Regions from separate parts of the Mus musculus genome. Here all the other regions are linked to region 1. Evidence: chromatin loops called from intact Hi-C (ENCODE). Cell type or tissue: heart. All regions are shown on one strand.

Region 1 (8,000 bases):
GTTTGTTTGCTTGTTTAGACAGGGTTTCCTGTGTACCCCTGGCTGTCATGGCTTTCACTCTGTAAACCAGGATGGGCTCAAACTCAGAGATCTGACTGCCTCTGCCTCCCAAGAGCTGGGATTGAAGCCCTGCCACCACCACCACCAGGGCTGTTTTTGTAATTTTTAAAGACAGGATTCCACTATGCACCCACAGGCTGGCCTCAAACTCATGGCAATCTTCTTTCGTCATAGTCTCTGGAATGAATGAGATTACAGTTGTGTGTCTCCACACCCAGCTCCGAAACGCACCTACCATTCCACATGAACACCCCACCAGCACTGCTCTTAAACCCCGCCTTCCCCTGTCCCCAAATCTCACAGAGTTTACCACACACATCTAAAAAGACTTTATGCAAAAGCCTTTGCTTTCTCTCTTCTTTCCAGGCTTCTCGTGCGATGTCTATCCAACATGCTGGGTTGACATGTCACTCACTCACTCACTCGTGGCAGCTCACTGGGCCTGAGCTGGACTTCCAAGTGGTTTAAACTGCTCCTTCTCAAGCCTCCGCCATCCCACTACCTCACCAATACTGTTGTCACTGAAGGAACAACTAATATTTATTCAGCACTTGGAATGCACCTCAGACTGTGTCAAGGGTATGACATTCGTAATTTCACTTGATCCTTAAACCTTACTAAACAGTACCATGACGATTTCCTGGCTGTTAGGGAATTGAAACCCAGATGGAATAGTAATTTGAAAGGCAACTGGAAGAACCTGACCCCTCTTTTGCCCCCATAAGCAGCTTAACTAGTCCCTCCCTGCCCCCTCACCTCCCAAAAAAACAGGAATCACAGAGCATAGTGGTGCATGCCTTTAATCCCAGCGCTCTGGGAGGCAGAGGCAGGCGGATCTCTGTGAGTTTGAGGCCAGCCTGGTCTCCAGAGTGAGTTCCAGGACAGTTAGAGTAAAACTCTGTCTCTAAAACAAAAACAGAAAACAGACAAACAAACTAACAAAACCAGGGATCATCTTTCACTACTCCTACCTAGTCACTCACCTATGAGTCCACCCCTCCTGAATGCCACACCAGCTTTCTTCAGACTGGTGGTGACAAGCTCTGGCTGAGGTTTTACTGAGCCAGGGCCAAAACTGTTTTTATTTTTTCGGGTTTCCAAATCCTACCAGACTAAAAACCGCTAAAGAACAAAGAGAGGGTAATAAACCCTTTGCAAACACATATTATATGCACGGAGACTATGTAGTAGTCTCACCTACTGCCTGGCCCCCACTGTCCTCCAGCCTGCTGCAGTTATCTTTATGGAATGCAAATCTTACCACAGCATCTTCCTGCTTGAAATGAACACCTCACTCTCACTGACCAGATGAAGTGTCCAAACGTCTTGAGGAATTACACAAAATCCTTTCTTTTTATTATTTCAACAGATATCTAAGGGTCCACTTGTACAATGTACCATGAACCCCTAAGATAAACAACAAACCAGCCCCCAACCCCCATTGCTTTAGCCCCAAACATCAAGTCCTTCAGACCAACCATATGCACAGCAGATGATGTCGCACTTTATGGCTATAAGCATTTAGGATGCTCCCAGAGAAAGCCCGTGCCAATTTGAAGACTGCCTAGGATTTCTCTGGCACATTCTAGGCAGAAATGATTTTAAGTTCCCACATCACTTTGTTCAATTTCCTTTCAGGTAATGGACTAAGAAGTATACAGACACTGACAACTCTGGGCAAGAAATTCCCTTTCACCAAAGTCTGGAAAGCGGAGTAGACACGGAGTAGCTAAATGTTTATACAACGAAAAGGCTCAAACTTGAAGCTTAGAGGAACAAACCTTGGACTTAGTGGATGGACTGAATTAAAAACAATGTGACTCTAGAGCTGCTTTGACTTGGCCTACATTTGACCCCTTTGGGAAAACTCACATGGAATTTGGACAGGCTAAAACGGCAAAACCTTGTTAGCTCAACAATGATCTGCCGGCCAAATAGGACACTAGATTCCCCCATCTTCCTTCTTTACCTGCCAAAGTCCTTTTCTCCAAAGGTGGGTGGGTGGGGGAGGGTTTTCAAACCTATCAAAGCAAACAGGACTGACCTACTGAGATCCTGCGTCTGTGCTATGTCACTGAACAGGCTAGAGAAAACGCAAATTGTGTCCTGGGAAGGAGGCCAATGTCTAAGTACTGTGACTGAAAAGAATGTGACATTCTTAAAGTGAAGGCAGTTTGGATAAACTGGAGCTCACGGTTGCCTCCAACTACCCTTGCCATTGGTTTCTGGGCTTTTTTTTTTTTTTCCCCAAAGAAAAATTGGCGGGGTGTGGGGCACACGCCTTTCTAACCCTACAGCACTCAAGAAAGAGGCGGATCTCCGTGAGTTCCAGGCTAGCCAAGGCTACAGAGTGAGAAGAAGAAAAATTGATTCGATAAAGCCACGCGGAAGCGTCCTTAAGGCTCCTGGCAAACACACACTCTTAAATGCAAACGGAAATACTAGAACACTCCATTAAAAAGTCCTTGCGTGAAACGTGGCAGAAAGCTTTGAAAAGCCAGCGATGTCTTTCCCAAGAGGTGCTTTGTGCGCAAATGCTTCCAAATCGGGACTCATATTTTGGAAATTATACCCCCCACGCTCCCAAACATGTCAAATCTGAAGAGAAAGGTGAGAATTCCCCCGCAACAGGCTGGGGCAAGGAGGAGGGTGCCTCTCTGCTCATCCCTTCCAGGAAACAAAACCAGAGGGCAACTAGCTAGCGCCACTCTGGCTCCAGACAACGTGCAGACGCAAAGTGCAAGAACTCGTTCCCAAACCTCCATGTCTTGAAAAGCGAGAGGCGCGCAGACCTGCATCGGGGTTCCTGGAACCCGCACCCGCACCGGGCCGGGCCAGACAGCACGCGGCCCCCAGCGGTCCCCCAGATGGTCCCCCCTACCCTGACGCCACACCCCGTCACCGCCCGCACCTGAGGCGAAGTAACTCACTGAGGGAAAGCGGCGGGCTCCCCGCGGGAGCGCTGACGAGGACGCCGCCCGGCTCCGCTCCGCTGGGACTCGCCGCCGCCGATTTCCTGGCGAGAAGCAAAGTCCGGCCAAGACTTTACTTCTCAACCGCCCCTGCTGCCTTTCCCCTAGGGGGCGAGCGCAGAGGCCCAACCCGACACGCACCTGAGCCAATCAACGGCGGACAAAGGCGGGACTAAGAGCGGGCTCGGAGCCTCTCGACCAATCAAGGAGTTCGAGGGGCCGAGTCGGCCCTGCTCATCACCCCCGTGTTAGAGTGAGCGCGTTCCGCCCTCCGCCATCGCTCCCGGCCGGATTCTCCCTCTCAGACACACAGAGAAAACGCTCGGGAAGTGTCTGCGTGCACCCCTGGAGCGCCGCGCCGGGCGTGGGACAGCTGAAGGGAGGGGAGGGCTGCGGGACCAGGCTGAGGGAGAACAGGTGGCGGGGGGCGGCTGACGTGTAGGTGTGCAGGGCGAGGGGACAGCTGGGTGGGGCGGGGACCCAGCCTGGCCAGGGTCAGGTGGGAGCTGGGAGGATGCACCTGAGAAGAAGGGCGGTTCCTTGGGATCAAAGGGAAAAGGAGCTGCCAGTCCCACAGCGTGAGCTCCCGAGGAAGGAGGGCGGTGCTCCAAACTCTCACTTCTCTCGCAAAAGAAAGACCATCGCAGCCCTTGCACCTAGTGGAGATGTACATTTGCACCCCAGGGAGAAAAATTTTTAAAACCCACAGTATCGTCAGGAGAGTCATCTCTGCACAACAGTCTCTCTGCTTTTTCAAGGTGCCCCATGAAAGGCCCCTGAGGACTCAAGTCCTGGGAATAGCCAGCCCTGGGGCAGTCGGGTTCCTGGAGAGCCTAGCAGGCCAGAGATCCGACTCTGACTCTTTTTAAATAGCAGGTGTCTCGGGGCGACAGGTGAGAGCCTATGCTCTTCAGTGGCACTTGGGGACCGGCTGGCTGTGCCCGGCAGCTGGCTTAGCTTCCGCAGTTCCAGGTGAACCGTCCTGCCCGCGCCTGGGCGTGGTCGGGGGCGGGACCCGGTTTAGCCCCGCCCACAGAGGGCCCTGCCGCGCCGCTGCGGCTCCGCCCCCCTCCTTCCGTCATCCGCTTCTTCCGTCGGTGGTTTCTTCCTTCCTGCCTTGTCCCGCACCTTTCGCGACATGGGGAAGAGCTTCCATTTCGCCAGCGCCACCTGAGGATTTCCTGGAGCCGCCACCCCCACCTCCCGCGATGGAAGACGATCAGGAGCTGGAGAGGTAAGGGTGGAGGGGAAGAGTGGAGTGGGGCGGCGGGTCGGGCCAGCGAAGCGGGTGGCGAAGGGGCACGCGGCCGACTGCGGCCCGGCGTGGCGGCTAGGCCTGACCCCAGGCGCTGGGGAAGGAAGGAGAGAGAGTAGAGCGGGCCGGGTTGGGAAGAGGGAGGAGCCGTGGGTTTATTTGTAACAGAAAAGCCCAGAGGGATGCTAGCCATCCGGGAGGGGAGAGAAGTTGGGAATCATGCTGTAAGTCCCAAACTGCCACCACCCCCATTAGAACTGCCTCGTTGTAAGGTCACGCACCGGGCCAGCCGTCCCGAGTGGCGGGCCTGGCGTGTTTAAGTTGGCTAAAGTTACTGCAACTCCGCTCTGTGCAGACTGCTCGTAAATTCTCTCTGTCCACCAAATTCTCCCTCCTATTAAACTTTTCACTTCCTTTAACTTAGTAGTTTCCTTACCTCTTTCAAATGGGAGCCGTAACTGAGCCTGCCACCCTGATAACTTGTGGTTGCCATTTTTATGCTAAAGTAATCGTGTTTTTTATACCTGTCAACTCCCTTTTCATCTTGCAGCAGGGCCTACCCTATTGTAACTCTGCCCCTTTCTTTTGCTCTATCCCAAGAAAGATTTTGCAAACATTTAACTTGGTGGGGTTTTTTTTTTTTTCTGAGATGACACCCCTCCCCCTCTTTGCTGGAGTCAAATGAAGTAGGGAAAAACTGGAGTTAAATATCTATGGCTAGAAGTGTGGAGGCAGGAGAATGAGGCAGTGAATCATAAAAAGTTAATCAGAAAACGATATTCCATGTGATCTTATTCTTACAAAAAAAATATGTGTGTAGAAAAATATCAGGATTGAAGACCTCAATGGCTGAAGGCGAGAGGAAGACAGCCCTGGAAATGGTCCAGGCAGCTGGAACAGATAGACAGTGTGTGACATTTGTCCTGCACGAGGAGGACCATACACTAGGAAACTGTCTGCGGTACATAATCATGAAGAACCCGGAAGTGGAATTTTGTGGTTACACTACGACCCATCCTTCAGAGAGCAAAATTAATTTGCGAATTCAGACCCGGGGTGCCCTTCCAGCTGTTGAGCCGTTTCAGAAAGGCCTGAATGAGCTCTTGAATGTCTGCCAGCATGTGCTTGTCAAGTTTGAGGCCAGCATAAAGGACTATAAAGCTAAAAAGGCAAGCAAAAAGGAGCCCACATTCTAGTCCCTCGTGCAGGGTACAAGCAGGACCACCCTCAGGATGGTGCAGAACCCAGAATTGTGATTGCAGCATGTACTGTCCTGTAGGAAAGAAAATGTGGCTCTAGCTATTGACCCATACAGCTGTTGGAATCTCTGCAAGTATATTTGCCTAATAAATTCTCTCTTTTGTTTAAACTAGTTTTGAGTGGTTTCTCTTCCTTGAACCTAGATGAACCCCAAGGATGGTGTCACCCTCTTAATTGAACCAACACTAAAAGTGAGCAAACAGATAATTGGGCCAAGGTAGGGGTTTTGATCATAGATTTTTTTTTTTTTTTTTGAGACAGGGTTTCTCTGTGTAGCCCTGGAACTCACTCTGTAGACCAGGCTGGCCTCAAACTCAGAAATCCGCCTGCCTCTGCCTCCCAAGTGCTGGGCTTAAAGGCGTGTACCACCACGCCCAGCTTGATCACAGCTCTTAAAGAGTCTCTTTATTTCTATATGATTGAGGTGCTAAGGAAAGGAGAGGTGACATAGAACGAGACCCAGGAGACTGTAACTAGAAGGGCTGGAAAGAAGACTGGCAGAGGGACTTGAATTTTTTTTTTTAACATTTTACTCATTATTTGTGTACACAAACTTGCCATGGCACACAGATAGGAGTCTCTTCTCTCCTTCCACCATATCGGAGCTACTTGGTGATTGCTGGGCTTGGCAGCAAGCACCTGTACCCACTAAACCATCTCACCAGGTTTTTTTTTTTTTTTAACTAATGAAAATGCATCTTTTGATACGATTAGTAGACTACCTTAAGGGTGAAGATAATATGAAGTGCTCTTCAGAATTTTAATTGGTATCAGGCTCTACTTTGTAGCATTAGTAGGGTAGATGTCAGTTTACTGCTTGAATTCCAGAACACTAATGAAATGTATAGGTGCAACATGAGTAAACCAATTTTTATTAGGTTTTGTGCAGGCATGTTTGTGTGCATATGCATGTATGCATATGGAGGCCAGAAGTTCCATAAGGATGGTTCATCAGGAGCCAGCAACTTACTTTTGGTTGGTTGGTTTGAGGCAGTTCCACTAACTAGCCCTGGCTGACTTAGAACACACATGGTAAGCTTGCCTTTGCCCTAGTTTCTCACAAGCTGGGTTAAGGGCTTTTGTCAGTTAGGCTAGACTACCCTAGGGACCCACCTATATCTGTCTCCTGAGCACTGGGCTTGGCTGCGAGCTTAACAAATCTACTCAACTTTTAAGTTCAGGAGATTAAAATCAGATCCTTACATTTTGTAACAAGTGCTTCAGCAACTGAGCTGTCTCGCCAGCTCTAACTTTAATCATTGGGAAAACTGGAATTACCAGGTAACAATTGCAGTCTTTAGGTAGGTATATTAAATAGAGCCCAGGGTTACATAGAAGAGATAATATTTGATAGAAAGTCAGGATTAGGAAGAGCAGAATTCTGTACAGAAGAAATGACATTTTGGGAAACTTGAAATATTAACAAAGCATATCACATCCAAGAGTCACCTGGTTTCTCTCCTTAATCCTGTCTTGTAAGCATCCTACCCAAGTGAGACTTAATCCACCCGAAATATCTGCCGGCCCTTGAGCAGAGTCACCTCACGCTCTAGAGCTTTGTTGCTTTGGGATCTTTAGTAATGCTTGTCTTCAGTCAGAACTTCATTGTCTGCCAGGGATGATGGTGTCTGCCTGTAACCTTAGCATTAAAAAGATGCAAACAGAATTGCAAGTTGAAGGCCAGACTGACTGTCTTAACAAGAGCTTGCCTCAGAAAAACACCACCGATATACTGAAGATACAGGACTCTTGGCACACGCCTTTAATCCCAGTACTCTGGAGACAGGGATCTCTAAGTTTGAGGCCAGCCTGGTCTTGAGAGTAAGTTAGGAAGGCCAAGGCTACATAGAGAAACTCTGTCTCGAAAAGCCAAAAAAAAAAAAAAAGAACCTTTAAGCTATATTTGACCTCTTCTGCCCTGTCAGAGCCTGTATTTCCTATACTTGGCCCGCTTTTTACAAAGATACTTTTATACTCATTGAGTGCCTGGATGGTACCAGGCCTTGAAAACAGATAACTGCAGGAACTTGTTTTTGTTTTTTGAAAAAGGGTTTCTGTGTAGCCCTGGCTGTCCTGGAATCCCATGCCTGGGGATTAAAGGCGTGAACTACCACTGCCTGGCTCGACAGTAGGAATTTTTTAAATCATAGTTCTGTGAAAGAAACAAATACGAGGCCAGATAGAGAACTTGAGAAGTATCTGCTTTGAGCACAGAAACCAGGGAAGGTCTTCCAGAGATTGCAGGACAAGAAGGAGGTGGCTATGCAGAGTGGAGAGCAAATGCGTGCTTGGGGGGGGGGGGGGGAACGACAACAGAAACTGGTCCTGAAGTAGAAGCTAAATGTAGGAGAACTGAAAGATTTGCATGATTTAGTATAGCAGATAAGGAGACGGGCCCGTTCTCCTGATTCGTTGAGGAAAAGGGCTGGAGTGATGTGTTATTTCAATTACAG
Region 2 (8,000 bases), 95 kb before region 1:
AGAAACTGTATCACTTGGCCCTTTCTCTTCTTCTCTCCTCCCAGTTCAAAATGCTTGCACATCTTACTGGCCAGCATCCTCTTGGATCTGCAGTTGGGCTCAACACACTCGAGCCCGTGCACAATCTTCTTCGTGGTTTTGGCCTTCTTTCAGAGAATTGGCCTTGTCTGCCCACCGTAGCCACTCTGCTTGCGATTCTTGGGTTTACAGGGAATCCTTGCCCTTCTTATACTAGGTCACTTTGTGAGGCTGACGCTTGTCACATTTCTTACAGAAAGTCCTTAAGGTTTTAGGCACGTTGACCGTCTTTGTGGTAGAAGAATGTAAAAGATGAAAACAAGAGACGTGGTCGGATCGCTACCTCAACTGCGCATGTGCAGAACAGGAACCGAGACAGCGTGAATTGTTAATCCCATTGATGATTCTTGGGATACAGTTTATTCATTCTTTTTTTTTTTTTTTTTTTTTTTTTTTTTTGGTTTTTTGAGACAGGGTTTCTCTGTGTAGCCCTGGCTGTCCTGGAACTCACTCTGTAGACCAGGCTGGCCTCGAACTCAGAAATCTGCCTGCCTCTGCCTCCCGAGTGCTGGGATTAAAGGCGTGCGCCACCACTGCCCGGCCAGTTTAATTTTTCAAAATTACTTTTACTTATTCATCGTTTGTGCACATGTGAGGGCCGGCCACAGGTACAACACAGAGACATAACCAGAGGCCAGCTCACAGAAGTTGATTCTCTCCTTCTACCATGTGGCTCCCAGGGACTGCATACAGGCTGTCAGCTTTGTGTGCCAGGCAGTGGTGGTGTACGCCTTTAATCCCAGCACTTGGGAGGCAGAGGCAGGTGGATTTCTGAGTTCAAGGTCAGCCTGGTCTACAGAGTGAGTTGAGGACAGCCAGGGCTACACAGAAATATACATTCTGGAGACAAACTGAGGGTGGCAGAAGGTAAAACGTGAAGAATCGATGTCGAGGAACATCCAAAGTCAGGAGGCACAACTGGCCAGTGGTGACTCCATGGGTTGGGGGTGATGCATGATTCTCTGGTTGGTGGCAACCTCCTGAGTTTAAGGTCGGTGCTGACAGGGTTTCTCTGTGTAGCCCTGGCTGTCCTGGAACTCACTCTAGACCAGGCTGGCCTTGAACTCAATGGCCACAGATTCAAACCCAACTCTCTCTTTTTTTTTTCAACAGAATAAATTGTTCTCTCCCTTAGCAAGTACAACTGGGTTGAACAGTTCCCGGCTCTCAGTTGTGTGTTTGAGGACCACCTTGACACGTGATACAGAAACACTCTGCTTCTGGGGTGCAGGGGAGGCACACCCCACTTGCCTCTGGCCTCCCCACTGTGCTCATTTGGAAACACAGAGAGGCAGATGTCTCTGAGAATGAGGAAGGGGGTGACGCTAAGGACGTCTGACAGTCCCTGCTTAAACACAGGGCCTGCACGTCACAGCATCTGTTGTGACAGCTGGGATTAGCATCAATGATTACAAAATAGAACAGTGCTGCAATAAAAGATGTTTGAAACTTGCAAATTTTGTATTTCTAGAACTTCCCATCTGACGTTTTCAGACCATAGTTAACCAGACATAATTGAAATAGTGTTTAAGGGGAAAGGGACTACTGCATATGTAAAGCCAGTATTTCTTCCACGGTCACCATCACAGGTCAGCTTTGGATAGCCTGTGGAAATGTTAACATGGCAGGCCTTTCATCATGATCCTCAAAGTCCCAAACCCAGGAAGTTGGAGCATGCTGCCTATGGGGGAAGCCTTTTTCTTGTGATAGTGTGGTGATTTGAGTCTGCTTGGCCCATGGGAAGTGGCACTATCAGGAGGTGTGGCCTTGTTGGAGGAGGTGTGGCCTTGTTGGAGGAGGTGTGGCCTTGTTGGAGGAGGTGTGGCCTTGTTGGAGGAGGTGTGGCCTTGTTGGAGGAGGTGCCTTACTGTGGGAATGGGCTTTGGTGACCTATGTTTAAGCTCTGCCTAGGACAGAATAGAGTTCCCTTCTAGCTGCCTTTTGGATCAAGATGTAGATAGAACTCTCAGCTCTTTCTCCAGCACCAAATCTACCTGCATGCTGCCATATTTCCCACCAGGAAGATGATGAACTAAACCTCTGAAACTGTAAGCCAGCCCTAACTGAATGTTGTCCTTTAAGAAAGTTGCTTTGGGGATTGTGTCTCTTCACAGCCATGAAACTCTACGATAGGTGAAGACTCGGATTGGTCAGATAGCGTTCTCAAAAATCCCACCTCCCACAGGTCTGCTGTGCATTGGCTACCTGGCCATGACTAGACTCATTTAGCCATTCTTACATCAAATAGCCCTAGCCTGAAACTGTGGAAAGCACTGGTCCTGAGGTACCAGTCTCTGGGACACCACTCAGCATAGGATAACAAGTGGTTTGTATCCCAGGCTGTGCTCAGACCTGGCGGTTGACAAGTTCAGCTTCAGTGGGACAAACAGCAAGCTGACATTCTGGAAGACAGACTGTTCCCCCAGGAGGTTCAAAGGCCAGAGGAGATACGTGAGGCCTGTCCTTAGAGTGGTGCCAGGGCTTCTTTCTCTTTAAGGCAGAGCTTGCGTATCCACTTATTTGTTAGTGTTACTTGGAGTGTGTAAGAATGTCCATCTTGAATACGCTGATCTGACTGTATTCTCCCCTCCACCCCGCTGTGCCCAGATGGAGCAAGAAGGTCCTGATCTTTGCCCTGCTGGCCAGCATGTGCCCTTGTGGGACTGCCTCCCTGTGCTTCCTCAGCTCCACACTCTTGGCTCCTGCCCCTGGCAATTCTCCTCACTCCCCCACAGCCCGGCCTGGCAGGGATTCTCCTCTTTCTACCTGCCTAAGGTCAGGAGTGCCGGTGTCTCTCAGGGTACTCTGTGTATCCACACTGCATGGCTCATAGTTGCCATTGCACATCTAGATAACCCTGAGCCTTCCTTCCCTTCATCATCAGAGCCTGGCCTAGTGTTTAGGCTTTCCGTAAGCCTGGCTTCTGAGGGAAGGCCACCAGACCACAGCCGCTGGATAGGCGGGAGTTAGATGAGGTATGGATGTTGGGGGTGGGTGTAGCTAGAGGCTGACTCTGTGTGAGGTACCCCACACCCTAACCCCACCTTCCTCTCATCAAGGACGTTGGGGGTGGGTGTAGCTAGAGGCTGACTCTGTGTGAGGTACCCCACACCCTAACCCCACCTTCCTCTCATCAAGGACTCATCTTCCCACCGTGCAGGTCCAGGGGACTTACAGAGTCAAGCAGCCCAGACTGCCTATGCTCTATGAGGCTTCAAATCTTCTCTCTTCCCACACTGCAGATCTAGCCTAAAGCTTGTTATGGCTCAGAACACATCTGCTCCCCAAAAGCATCCCAGACACACAGGCAAGGCAGCATTTCCCTTGGAGAGAGGGTGTTGGGAGTTCTGGATCTCTGGTGCCTTCTAAGGTACAGAGATCTTTGCAAGACACAAACACCCTCCCTGTCTCCAGCAGTGGATCATTCTCATAGAAGCAATCTGACCATGGAACTGATTCCTACCGGAAGGATTGCTCAGCGTGACCGTCAAGTCACCATTGACTGGGGGCCAGGACTTTTTCCTCTGCAGGTGAGCTTAGAGCCAAGAACCGGCCACATCCCTGGTCGCCCAGAGCCACAGGTCTGACCAGTCCCTTTCTCCACAGCAGAGAGACATAAACTCACACACTGATCGTTCAGTGAGAAACACTGGGACAGAGCACAGCCAGGACTCCCGGGAGGACCTATGAGCTGGGCCCCCAAGGCTGACAAGGGAAGGTCTGTTATGTGGGATGTCTCCCTGGGGACTTCCTCTCTGGCTGTCAGTAGAGCTGGTTCCATCTATGCATTTAACCCCCCTTTTCATTCATAAGGACATCCCGGACCACTCTCCTTCCACAGAGCAGAACTCCGAGCAAATAGGGAGGAAATGTCTGCTTTTTGCTGAGATGGATTCTATCTACATCTCCTCTGCATGCAACATCCGCAGCAAAAGCACTCTATGTTTTTAATAGAGAAACTGGCATGGGGTCTCATATCTCTAATCCCCTAGCCCTTGGCAGACTGAGGCTGGGGCATCATGAGTTTGAGGCCAGTCTGGGCTACATAGTATGGCCCTGTTTCAAAAAAGAGAGGCAAAATTAAAAACTTAACTGGGCTCACAAGCCCCAGAGTCCTGAGGGCACTCTGGGCCCTGGGTGTGTGCACCTACCCAACAGCGTAGGGTACCTGTGAAGGGGCACAGCGGGCCACACACCGGCACAGGCCTTGCAGATGGGGTGCTCACTGCAGAAGACCCTCCTCTTCAGAATGGGAGTCACTAAGGAAGTTGAAAAGAAGCCAGGTGTATCTTGTAAGCCACCCTCACCCATGCCCAGTAGCAGGTCTTACCTAGCCTCTCTGATTCCTCGTATGCCCCTCACAAAGTTCCCTTCTAACAAGTCTGCCAGCTGAGCTGCTTAGGAGCGCTTGATTCCCCATGGACCCTACCTGCCGAAGTCTCCAGGAGCCAGGCCTGCAGTTTCACATGGCGGCCACTGGGTGTCACTGTTGAAAAGTCGTCCTGAAACCTGCCTTGACCACTCATCGGCTCCCTTGTCTTTAATGCTAGCCTTCTCAGGCATCCATGCAGCTGCAGACACTGGGCAGGACTCGAATCTTGAGGGTCTTCAAAGATGAACCGTACATGGTTTGAAGGCCATTCCTCCACAAGAAGTCTTACTTCTCTGGATTTAAGCAATGTTTTGTGCCTGTTAGATGTTTCTGCTTTCAAAGGAAACTGTTGATTGCCCTGGGCTTCCTAGGCAGAGACCATTACCTCTATCCCAGCTGGCTGCTCTACAAAGTGGGGGCTGTGGCCGACTTAGCTAAACTCACCAGAAAAACAATCTCGGGTGCCACCCCTTCTTTGAGAAAATGGGTCCCTTCCCGCCATGTGCTGGAAGATCTTTTTACACCCGTCTGAAAGTTCTTGAAATAAAAATTTCACCCTGCTACCGCTCATGACAGAATTATTGTCCCAGATTAGTGGATTTTATTTGTTTGCTTATTTGAGACCATGTAGCCTTGGCTGTCCTGAACTCACAGATTCACCTGTCTCTGCCTCCTTGGTGCTGGGATTAAAGGTCTCCATACCTTTTAGCAGTCATGCCAGAAGATCCCTTCATAGATGTTTGTGAGCCACCATGTAGTTGCTGGGAATTGAACTCAGGACCTCCGGAAGAGCAGTCAGTGCTCTTAACTGCTGAGCCATCTCTCCAGCCCCCCACTTTTTAAGCAGCAAGAGGTATTGAACATGCAGGAGGGTGACAGAGTTGCAGTCCCTAAAACATTTAAAGATGATGATAAAAACCCTCAAATCTGTGGTTGCGGGCCCTTACAGAGCAAAGGGGGTTTTAGTGGTATAATTAGGTTAGGGACCTTAAAGGGATGGTCAGCCAGGAGTGTGAGGCAGCAGTATTTATATAATTTACAATGAGCCTGAAGAGCATGTGTGTGTGGTGTGTGTGTGTGTGTGTGTGTGTGGTGTGTGTGGAGTGTGTGTGTGTGAGTGTGCTCGTGTGAGTTTCTATTGCAGTGAAATTCCTCTTTGTCTGAGTTGTTTGGTATTTGCTTCAGGGAAAGGAGGCAGTACACTCAAAATTCGCGCACACACACACACTAATAATATTGTGTGAAATTACTTTGGGTCATAAATTAATTTCATGTGTAGACCCGGGTTTGATGCTTTGATCTATATTGTCTTTCATCATCTTGGGCAGGGCAGACTCAGGCAGGGACAGTGGGTGCCACTCCTACAGTAGAAAACTGTCCAGGAGGTGACAATGAGACTGTTGCGTGCACAGCATTTGCTGTGTGCGGCATGTACGATACCTGAGATTTCATCTCACCCTGGCAAGTTACCCAATAGGAATCAGGCATTCGTACCACTTTAAAGGTGGGGAAGTGAGGCAAGCTCTAACTCCCCAAGGTCAGATTGTCAGCGTCACCCTGGAGGGTGGAAGCTATCCTGTCACCCAGCTCCTGCTGTTCAGAGGGTAAATGTTTGCATCTTATAGCCTGTCTGTAAGGCAAGAAAGTCCAGCGGCTCCAAGCTTCCATTCTACCCGATCCAGGCAACCTGGTGGCTTCCTTGTGTCCTTCCCACAGCAAGAGAACACAACTGGAACAGCTGTGAACCTCACACCCTGCTTTTCCTACAATTCTGGCAGCCAGAGGTTCAAAGCCTTTCTCTTGGAGAGCCTAGGGGAAAGTTTTCTGTTTCCTGCAGAGGATTTAAGTGGGCTCCAGAGTTTCTGTACGTGCTTTTGGCTTACTCATGTTCTGTCTTGCTTTCCTGTGGATGCCAGTGGCTGTCAAGGCCTCTTGGATAATTTGGATCCCATTCCAGTCTCCAATCCTTACCTTGTCACATCTGCAAAGTCCTCCCTTGTTGCTATGTGAGGTAACATTTGAAGCTCCGGGGATCGGAACCTAGAGGATAGGTGGGGAATTTCATTATTTATCTCACTACCCCAACATCCCAGGGATCCACTGTGGGGTGCCACGGGGCAACATGCTAAGTGAGCTTGGAAATACGAACCTCAAACACCATTTGTGGAGTGTAAGAGATTAAGCTTGTCCCGTTCCTGCCTAATCAACCAGCAGGATATTGTTGATGTTTGGGTATTGCTGGTGCTGGGACACGAACCCAGGGCCTCCGGCCTGCTAGAGTGAATAAAGATCTTTGAAACACTGAGGACTGGGGCTAACAGGGAGGCACGGGGCGGGTCTGTACCACAGTTCGAAGGCCCTGTCTCTAGAGTGCACCGGTGTGCCGGATGCCTTCCTCCCACCGATAGAAACACACCTAAGCCCCTTTGATCTGTTTGAGCCCTCTTTGTTATCTGCTTATTGGAAAGGACATGAGAGCCACAGGATGCTGGGGAAGAGAAGAGATACAGTGTACGGCAGAACACTCCAAACGGGCCTTGGGAATCTCTTCCAAAATCGGTCTCATAACCATCCAAGCCCAACATCCGGGGCACTGGCACCGCGCTGGCTACGCGCTGGGGCCAATCTCATGCTTGAAGGATCCCTTGTTGCGGTACCCAGCTGTCCGTACCTCACACAGAAGGAAAAGGACCCTGCAAGTTGACTCAGTTCCTGCTGCCAAAGCTTATTCTCATACCGTCATATCTTTTTGCAAATCACACAAAGGGTAAAGCTGGAGCGAATTTTACTGCAATAGGAGGAAAAAAAAAAAAGCACACACAAAAAAAATCCCCGCCACCAACCCTTGGGCCTGCGGTTTCAGCAATTAGCTCAATGTGCTAATGAGAGTCTTCAGGGGGAACGGCATTAATTAATGGGTGAATTTCACTTTAATAAATGTATAGGCAATTTTCTAAATGCAGATGGCAGAGTCCGCCCTGATGGCTGTACCTAGAGCCACTCAATATGGTAAGTGTTGGAGGAAAGTGGTTAATTTGTAAAACGTCTCATGATCCTGATTAGAAAGCGAGTTAGCAAAGCCTGTTTTCCCTTGCGGTGCAGCTGAGTTGTTGAGTCGTTCGTCTCCACAGCCTGAAAGCTGAAAGCGCTATCCTCCTCCACTTCCCCCGGCAGCCTGGGGCTTTCTGTTCTTCCCGGTGTCCTGAAACGAGAGGAGCCCTTCCCCACGACTGGGGACACCTCCCTTTTTGTTGGCTTCCTCTCCGAGTTTCTCATCCCAGGTTAGACTTCGATGGCCATCTCTGAATAAGCAGAAACGGCTGCCACACGGGTTCCCCAAGCTCAAGGGCACCATCTGAAAGAAAATACTTCCAGAAAGTGCAACACCCCGAAGTCATTGTTCACTTAGCTGAACCTTGGTGACAGATATTTGACACGCTGGTGATGACCAGGAGCTAAGGGACAAAGGGAGCTTTTCCTCAGTCAGGCTTCCATTCCCAGCCCACAGGCAAGCGAGTAGGGAGCTAAGTGAGTTGTGTCAGCTCCCAGG
Region 3 (8,000 bases), 110 kb before region 1:
TCAGATGAAAAAAAAAAAACCCACAAATTCATAATTATTATTTACTATTCAGAATTCCTTATTTGGGGCCTCAGGATTTGGGTCAGTGGTAGAGAATCTGCCTAATGTACAAGGCCCTTGGTTTAATCCTCAGAGCAACAATCTTGGAAAATCTTTCTATAGAAGAGAGTGAGACAAACAGCATGTGTTGAGACTGGTTTCATCTTCTAGTCACAGGTCCAAAGTGGACAGCAAGCCACCAGCAACCACCAGGGTGCCCAATCTTCTGTCTCATGATTCTAGGCCAGCCCTGACTGACAGTGCCTCCTCTATCAGATACCTGGTCTCCAGGTCTCCCCGAGAGTATTTTGTTTTGCTTGCTGGTCATACTTCATTTACAGTTTGGCAGCATGAAGGGGCTTAGTCCAGCCAGTTGTATAATTTAAACATTAAGGAAAATGGCTGTAATTCCCTTCCACACGCTGAATATATATGCAAACATCTATTAGGATGATAACTGCCACTGTGTGTCACCGCCACACCCCAGCTCCATGGAAAACTGGTAAATTGGTAATTAAACAGAAAGAGCTGAGCGTTTACTCTGTCTTTTAAGGGAAAACTGTGCCCATCTCTGTGGATGAGGAAGAGCTCTCCTTCCTAGCATGGAGATGATGATTATGGTAATAATAATAGCAATAATAACCACCACCACCATTTTGGAACAAAGGAAAATGGCTCATTTAGTCAATAGTCAAACACCTTTAGGTACAAGGCTGATGCCACAAGGTCACCCACACACTGTGCCCAGATTAAATACGTATGAACACTTTGCTGAGGAGGACGCTGGCTGTCACCGTCATGGCCAACGGTCAGAGTGGCACTGCCACCAGAGGAAAAGCATGACACCCCGGGCATGCCTCCTGATCCGAAGCTGCTGCAAATACGCAGAGCTTTCCACAACACAGCCTCGCCCTGAGGTAATCCAAACTGGCTCGCTTCTCCACCCAGCTTCCAGAATAAGGCTGGACCCAGAGAGCAATGACCTGGAGGATGCCACAGGGAAGGGATCTCACAAACCCAGACTCTGAGACAACACACTAGCTTGGTGAGGATGAAAAGGGGAGATGGGCTGGCTTTGAATAAAAAGCTAGGGAAATTACAAAGTGTAATGTTTGAAAAAAATCCTCCGAGAGATACCCTGGGAAACAGGAACGCAGATTAGTTATTGGGAACTTGCAAAAAGTACCAACAGCTTGCTCAGTGTGAGAATAAAACTCTCGGGAGACAAGCCCTGACGTATTTAGGATCATGACACGTGTCCTTCTGAAATGGCTCGGCTGGAAATGGGAGTTACAAAGTGCGATTATGGCGACATTTGCCGAATCTGAACATGGGTGTCAGTTAGCTCATCTTCCCATTCTTTGCTTTGTTCAAGTGATTTTTGTAATTAATGTGTAAAGAAAACAAAGAAACAGGAATTGATGCCCGGAAGAAGTAGTAGCTCAGTGGTCATGTCCCTGCGATGAATCCAGCCTGCAGTGTCCATGTGTCATCCTACTGAACTGAACGGCCACACTGGCTCTGTGCATTATCCTGGCTGGTGCTTTGTCAACCTCACACAAGCTAGAGTCACCTGGCAAGTCAGTGGAGCGTTCTCCTGAGTAATGACTACTGTAGTAGGAGATCCAACCCGCTGTGGGCACTACCCTTCCTGGGTGGTGTGAAAAAGCAGGCTGAGAGGCCACGGGGAGCCAGCCAGTGAGCAGTGTTCCTCTGTGGTCTTGTTTTGGTTTCTGCCTCCAGGTTCCTGCCCTGACTTCCCTCAGTGGTGAACTATGATTTGGACCAGCTAGCCCAATCAACCCTTTCCTCTCCAAGTAGTCTGCTTTTTTGCTATGGTAGTTCTCGAAGCAATAGAAAGCAAACTGGGCACACATATTACTATGTACCTACACACATACATACCATTAGCTTCACAGCCTGTGTGTAAAAGAACCACAAGTAAGGGTTTTACAAATGTAAAATTCTGAAGACTTCTGTAACACTAATCTACTTATTTCTCTAGTTTTGGTCAAACCAAAATCTCCAAGGTTCTCACTGTCTCAAACGGCAATGAGTGCCAAGTACAGCTCACACATGTTTTGATAATTCAAGGCCCCAGCAGAATATCAACTGCAACGTTTTATGGTTCCCACCGTCTTCTGCTCTTAAAACTTTTAATACAGGCAGGCAGTGGTGGCGCACACCTTTAATCCCAGCACTCGGGAGGCAGAGGCAGGTGGATTTCTGAGTTCAAGGGCAGTTTGGTCTACAGAGTTCCAGGACAGGAGGGCTACACAGAGAAACCCTGACTCGAAAAAAAACAAAAACAAAAAACAAACAAACAAAAAAACCTTTCAATACTTTTCTGCTAACATTCTTCAGTATGAACCCAATTAGAGTATCTCTAAGCTGTAATGTATTACAATGTTTTATTTTTAAAATTGCTACTTGAGTTCCAAACTTGAGTTTCCTAATACAATATCAACAACAACAGTAATAATAAATAATAAATTATGGCTTGTGATTAGTACGGGAGTTCCAATAATTTCTAAAGTGAGCCTAAACACACTAACACTATTCATCAGTGCAGCCTTCACAACACTAAAAATTATGAAACTGTATCAGTTAACTCGGAAACGTGTTGACTATGCTCACAGCCTACACTATCTAATACTAAGCAAAGATTCAGGGCCAGCCAGATGGCTCAGTGGGTAAGGGTGCTTGTGTGTCTGTCTGCCTGTCTGTCTGATGTGTCTGGGCACCCATGCCATGGTGCCAGTGTGGAGGTCAAAGGACAACCTTGTGGACTGAGTTTTCTCCTTCCACCTTTAGGTTCCAGACACTGAACTCTGCCTTGCCTACTGAGCAGCTCTTCAACCTAATGATACTGATTTCTTTTTTCTTTCCTTCTCTCTGAGACAGGATCTCACTATGGAGACCAGGCTGGCCTCCAATTCACAGATCAGCCTGCCTCTGCCTCTGCCTCCGAGGGATAAGGCTTTATTCCTGACGGGATATGGCCTGACGGGAGCTTATTTCTACCACTTATTTCTTTACTTTTTTTCTGAATCGTTACACTTCATAATCACAAGCTCACATTGACATATTGAGGGCTTATATTCACTCCCGAAGGAAAGGATGGGTTCTAGTAGAATCCATATTTTGCGAAAATGACGTTGGCTTCATCCTATGACTGAATTCTCTCACCTTCAATTCCGGAAGGAATTTCAAAAGTCCTGACACGGCGAGCGGTGCACGCCTTTAATCCCAGCACTTCGGAGGTAGAGGCAGGAGGATTTCTATAGGTTTGAGGTCAGACTGGTCTACCGAGTGCGTTTCAGGACAGCCAGAGATAAATAGTGAGACCCTGTTGCAAAAACATCAAAAATTAAAGGAAAAAAAAATCCCAAAACGCTCACAAGGGGTCCGCAGCAGACACGCCCACCAGGACGCCATGCCACCAGGATGCCAGTTGTCCTACGCCCCCACCTTGCCCCCCAAATCCGTGGAAGGAGCGTGCGCGCGCACACAAACAGCGAAACTGGCTAGGCTGGCGAGCAAGTGATTATTGGCAGCTCGGCAACTGGTCTCGACTCCGAAGGCTGGTGCTGCCGCCACCCCACGTCCACGGAGGGCTCTCTGCACAGAATGTTCCCAGGACATGCATTCCCACCTCAGCCCCGTCGCCAAGCCCTCACCTCAGCGTTACCTGGGCCGGGGTAGGCGAGCAGGAAGAACTAGCAGGTCCGTACCTGGACTCCGCCGGAGCACCGCGTCGGCTTCCGTAGCAGGCGGAACTTCCTGAGTCCCTTAAAGGGAGGGTGCAGCTGCGGCCTGCGGATTCCACTAATGGAATAAAGCCCTCCGACAAAAAAAAAAAAAAAAAAAAAAAAAAAAAAAAGAATCGTGCAGCAGGCCTGAGTGAAACTGAGAGATTTGCTACTAACCTGCTGCTCCAAAGGCCAAGTGAACGCTAAAATATAGAGTCCCTGGAACAGTCACTGCATCGCTTCCGCCAGTTACATTAATAATGTTGAATAATGCCTTCTACAGTGCTAGACAACTGCAGGGCGGTGTTAAACTATTGCCACCTGCGGATCTGGTTTAGTGGAAGCTCTAGCTGGGTAGCAGGGTGCAACCCTCGCTCTCAAGATTGCTCTCTTCTGAGAAAAAGAGATGGATTCAGGTTCGATTACTGTCAGAACTGGGAGAAATCATAACAGACCACCCACATGTGGGATGATTGACCGCATTGGCCAGAGTCAGGCAAGAGGATGGTCAGAAACTTCGAGCCCCTGGGTGTTGCACTTTCAGGCTATTGGGGCCCTGCACCCTTGTTACCAAGCTGTTGACTGTCCCCTACTTTGGCGTTAAGTCCCTGCTTTTCCCCATTCTTCAACAGGGAACTCCTTAGAGAAGCCGCTGAATGTCCCTCATTTACAGACTACGTGTCTATAACATATAATTTATACATCTTGTCTTGTTTAATCCTCACCAAATAACTCAATCAGGGTAATATCTGATTGCAACTATTACTGGTACATCAAAATACCATCCTTTTATTGCAGGTGAGGAACCTGGGTCATCCTTAAATAGCTTTAGAGCCGCATCCAAGTCTCCCTTTCTTCATCAGATCACAGCCTCTGGCCCATGAGCCTTGTATCTGTGACAGGCAAAAGCTGAAGCAATTCTTTATGATCCAAAGGCCAGGGCTGGGCTCTGCATGTCAGCCATTCCTAAGTGAAATGAAGAATTACAGATACTTTTTATTCTGCCAGCATTAGTCCTCCATGGGACGATAGAAGCATAGTTGTGCAAATAAAGTGTGGAGACCACCTCTTGGATAGACAGGTCCATAACAGTTGTAAGTGCTCACATTTGTGATAAAGTTTCCATAAGCACCACAGTTCTAAACACTTAGCCTGTATTGAGTTAGTTTAATCCTCAAGACACCCTCATGATACACTGCCATCACTACCCATTTTTAAAAAGATTTATTTATTCATTATATATAAGTACACTTCAGACACCCCAAAAGAGGGCATCAGATCTCATTACGGATGGTTGTGAACCATCATGTGGTTGCTGGGATTTGAACTCAGGACCTTCGGAAGAACAGTGCTCTTAACCGCTGAGCCATCATCTCTCCAGCCCCATCATTGCCCATTTTATAGATGAGGAGACTGAACATGGAGAAGATACATGACTCGTCCCATCATTACACCCTGATCAGAATCAAGAATGTAAAAAGAAGTCTGGAGGGATAGCTCAGTGGAGGGATGATAGCTCAGTGGAGGGATGATAGCTCAGTGGAGGGATGATAGTTCAGTGGTTAAGAGGGTGTTGCTCTTTCAGAGAGGCTGGATCCTGTTCCCAGCATGCAGAACTGCCTGTAACTCCAGTTCCAAGAACCCCAGTGGCCTCTTACTACCTAAAAGGTGCTTGCACGCACATGGTGTACACACAGAGATATGGGCACACGTATACATACATAAACATAAATAAAAATGATTTTAAGAAGATTTTTAAAGAGAATGAAGGGGACTGGGGAAATAATTCAGTGACAATGACCAAGAACTCTTATAAGCTACAAGGTTTCATTGGGGCTGCCTTACAGGTTCAGAGGTTCAGTCCGTTATCATCATGGCAGGAAGCACGGCAGCCTGCAGGCAAGCATGGCCCTGGAGAAGGAGCTGAGGGTTCTACATCTTGATCTGAAGGCAAACAGGAGACGACAAGCTTCCTGGCCACTAGGACCAGGGTCTTAAAGTCCACACCTACATTGACATACTTCATCCAACAAGGCCACACTTCCAAATAGTGCCACTCCCTGGGCCAAGCATATTCAACCCACCACCCAGACTGTTTGTTTTATGTATTTCTTATGTAAGTGTAGGGCCTAGTACCTGCTAGCACTGAGTTAAATCCCCAACCCCAGAGCAAGAATACTTACTTAGCATGAGCAAGGCCCAGCTTCTACCCTCAGTACTGAAAAATAAGAGGGGGGGGGGGGAGAAAGAGAAAAAGGAAACCTGACCCAGTCTGGTGTTACAACCCTCTACTTGGTTAATGTCCTTCCGCCAAAGCAGTGACTGAGGAAGAGACGCTGCCCCTGAAAACGTGCAGTAAGCTGGATGAAAGGAATGTGTTACACCTAATAGACACCAACGATGCACTTAACAGATGAACAAAGGATTTAGCCTTTGATAAGGTTGTGGTTCAAGAAATTTAATCAGACAGACATTCTTGGCAACTGCAGCTTCCTGCCCAGCATCTTGTTTTAGCCTTGTTTTTTCACATCCTGAACTCTGCTCTAGCCACGGTGAAATGGGAGATGGCCTATTTTAAGCAACCATTAGGAACGTTGGGTTCAGCTTGGCTATGACAGGATTCAGAGACTCTTGAATAAAGACAGTAGGTAAAACAAGCAACCTGCCCCCAAGACTGCCTTGCTGCATTCATCCTCCTATTTGCCAAGGCACAGTTTCTGCTTGTCGGTCATAAAAGGACAGATATTAAGATTTCCTGGTCCCATTGCTGCCTCTGTTACGTTTGTCTCTTGTGCTCCCATAAAAAGCCCTGTCAGAATGTAATGTTTAATTAAGTCAGCAGATCTGTAAGTCCATGGTATTTTCTCCAAAATTCACTTCTACTAAGAAGGTCTCCATGGAAACAATCTTTCAGAAATTCTCTCTCAAATTAATTTCAGAACAAGTGGTCCTCACACATCTAAGAGGGAGATGCTGAAGTCCACAGTGAGCCTGCCAGTGAGTCCAACCTCCCAAAGGAGCAGCGAGGTCAGTCAGGGCATCCAGGACACCACAAAGGGTACCTTAGGACGAGCTGTTGAAGAACGAGCAGGCACAGGCCTCCGTATAAACCCCCTCCTGTGTGGCAACTGGGGACAGCAACAGTTTTCAAAGCAAACCACATACTAGTAAAAATTTTGGCTTATTTTGAAATTGTATGGATGCTGCTGAGTCTGCATGGGAGCATGGCAGCCACTGTCAATATAGAGGGCCAGCTGAGAAGACACACATTCGAGTTCTGCTTATTGATATGGCAGAGGGGACATAGGAAACAAGATGTCGGGGTTGAGGGTGGGGCACGATGGCAGAGTGTTAGAAAAAGCATTTTAATCTTCCTGAAGCCAGCCAGCCCTGGTCCATGAGTCTACTTCCACGGATTCATGCATCTAGTATCATAAACTATTATGGCAAGTCTTCATGTAGACGCTCGGCCATTTACTCTCAGATGGGAGCATGGGTCATCCACTCCAAACACGTGCACGCCTGTGCACTGAGTAAACAAAACAAGGATTAGCCGAGCTTGCGAGATTTAGAGGACTTGAGACTCAGCCTTTGCATGACTTAAGTTTATTCCTGGCTACTTAGTCAGGTTCCCCAGTAGACCTTGAGAACATCTGGTGGTCACATCTGCGTGGCAGCCCTGCAACGTGCCCTCAGACTATAATTAGATCCCGAGCAATTTCTTCATTGTGTATAAGGTACCGCACGGTGCCACACTCCAGATCAAATATTTCCCATGTCAAAAACTGATGACACCAATTTTTTTATTTTTATTTTTATTTTTTTTAAAGATTTTATTCATTTATTTTATGTATGTGAGTATACTGTCCCTCTCTTCAGACACACCTGAAGAGGGCATCAGATCCCATTACAGATGGTTGTGAGCCACCATGTGGTTGCTGGGATTTGAACTCAGGACCTCTGGAAGAGCAGTCAGTGCTCTTAACCACTGAGCCATCTCTCCAGCTCGACACCAATTTGGGGGGTGGTATTCGAGATAGGGTTTCTCTGTGTAGCCCTGGCTGTCCTGGAACTCACTTTGTAGACCAGGCTAGCCTCAAACTCAGAAATCTGCCTGCCTCTGCCTCCTGAGTGCTGGGATTAAAGGCATGCTCCACCACGCCCGGCCCGACACCAATTTTTAAAACCCATCAGTAACTGTAACCGAGC

What was found. Hi-C counts contacts between places; a loop is a spot of excess contacts. Peaks named below come from ENCODE experiments on the same cell type or tissue, not always from the same donor. Only the 100,000 strongest peaks of a DNase experiment are listed, where the experiment ranks them.
Region 2: it touches region 1 in a loop (2.0-fold over the local background); 10 of 42 quality-filtered maps call a loop at or near these places.
Region 3: it touches region 1 in a loop (4-fold over the local background); 9 of 42 quality-filtered maps call a loop at or near these places.

What each region holds. Positions count from the first base shown.
Region 1 is chr5:147,073,428-147,081,427 of GRCm38, forward strand. Lnx2 (ligand of numb-protein X 2) reads right to left here and starts at 3,145. Exons shown (of 10, transcript NM_080795.4): 1 at 2,991-3,145. It overlaps Polr1d (polymerase (RNA) I polypeptide D), which reads left to right and starts at 3,919. Exons shown (of 3, transcript NM_181730.4): 1 at 3,919-4,266. The coding sequence starts at 4,241. In heart, a CTCF peak has its summit at 3,137; DNase peaks (open chromatin) are centred at 2,304, 3,204 and 4,024; H3K4me3 peaks cover 4,166 bases; H3K27ac peaks cover 2,474 bases.
Region 2 is chr5:146,978,850-146,986,849 of GRCm38, forward strand. It overlaps the pseudogene Gm46936. Among named protein-coding and RNA genes, the nearest start is that of Mtif3, 19 kb to the left of the region's middle. In heart, no CTCF peak of the experiment used is centred here; a DNase peak (open chromatin) is centred at 4,552; H3K27me3 peaks cover 3,490 bases.
Region 3 is chr5:146,959,993-146,967,992 of GRCm38, forward strand. It overlaps Mtif3 (mitochondrial translational initiation factor 3), which reads right to left and starts at 3,805. Exons shown (of 4, transcript NM_001256102.1): 1 at 3,731-3,805. In heart, no CTCF peak of the experiment used is centred here; a DNase peak (open chromatin) is centred at 3,749; H3K4me3 peaks cover 1,682 bases; H3K27ac peaks cover 1,467 bases.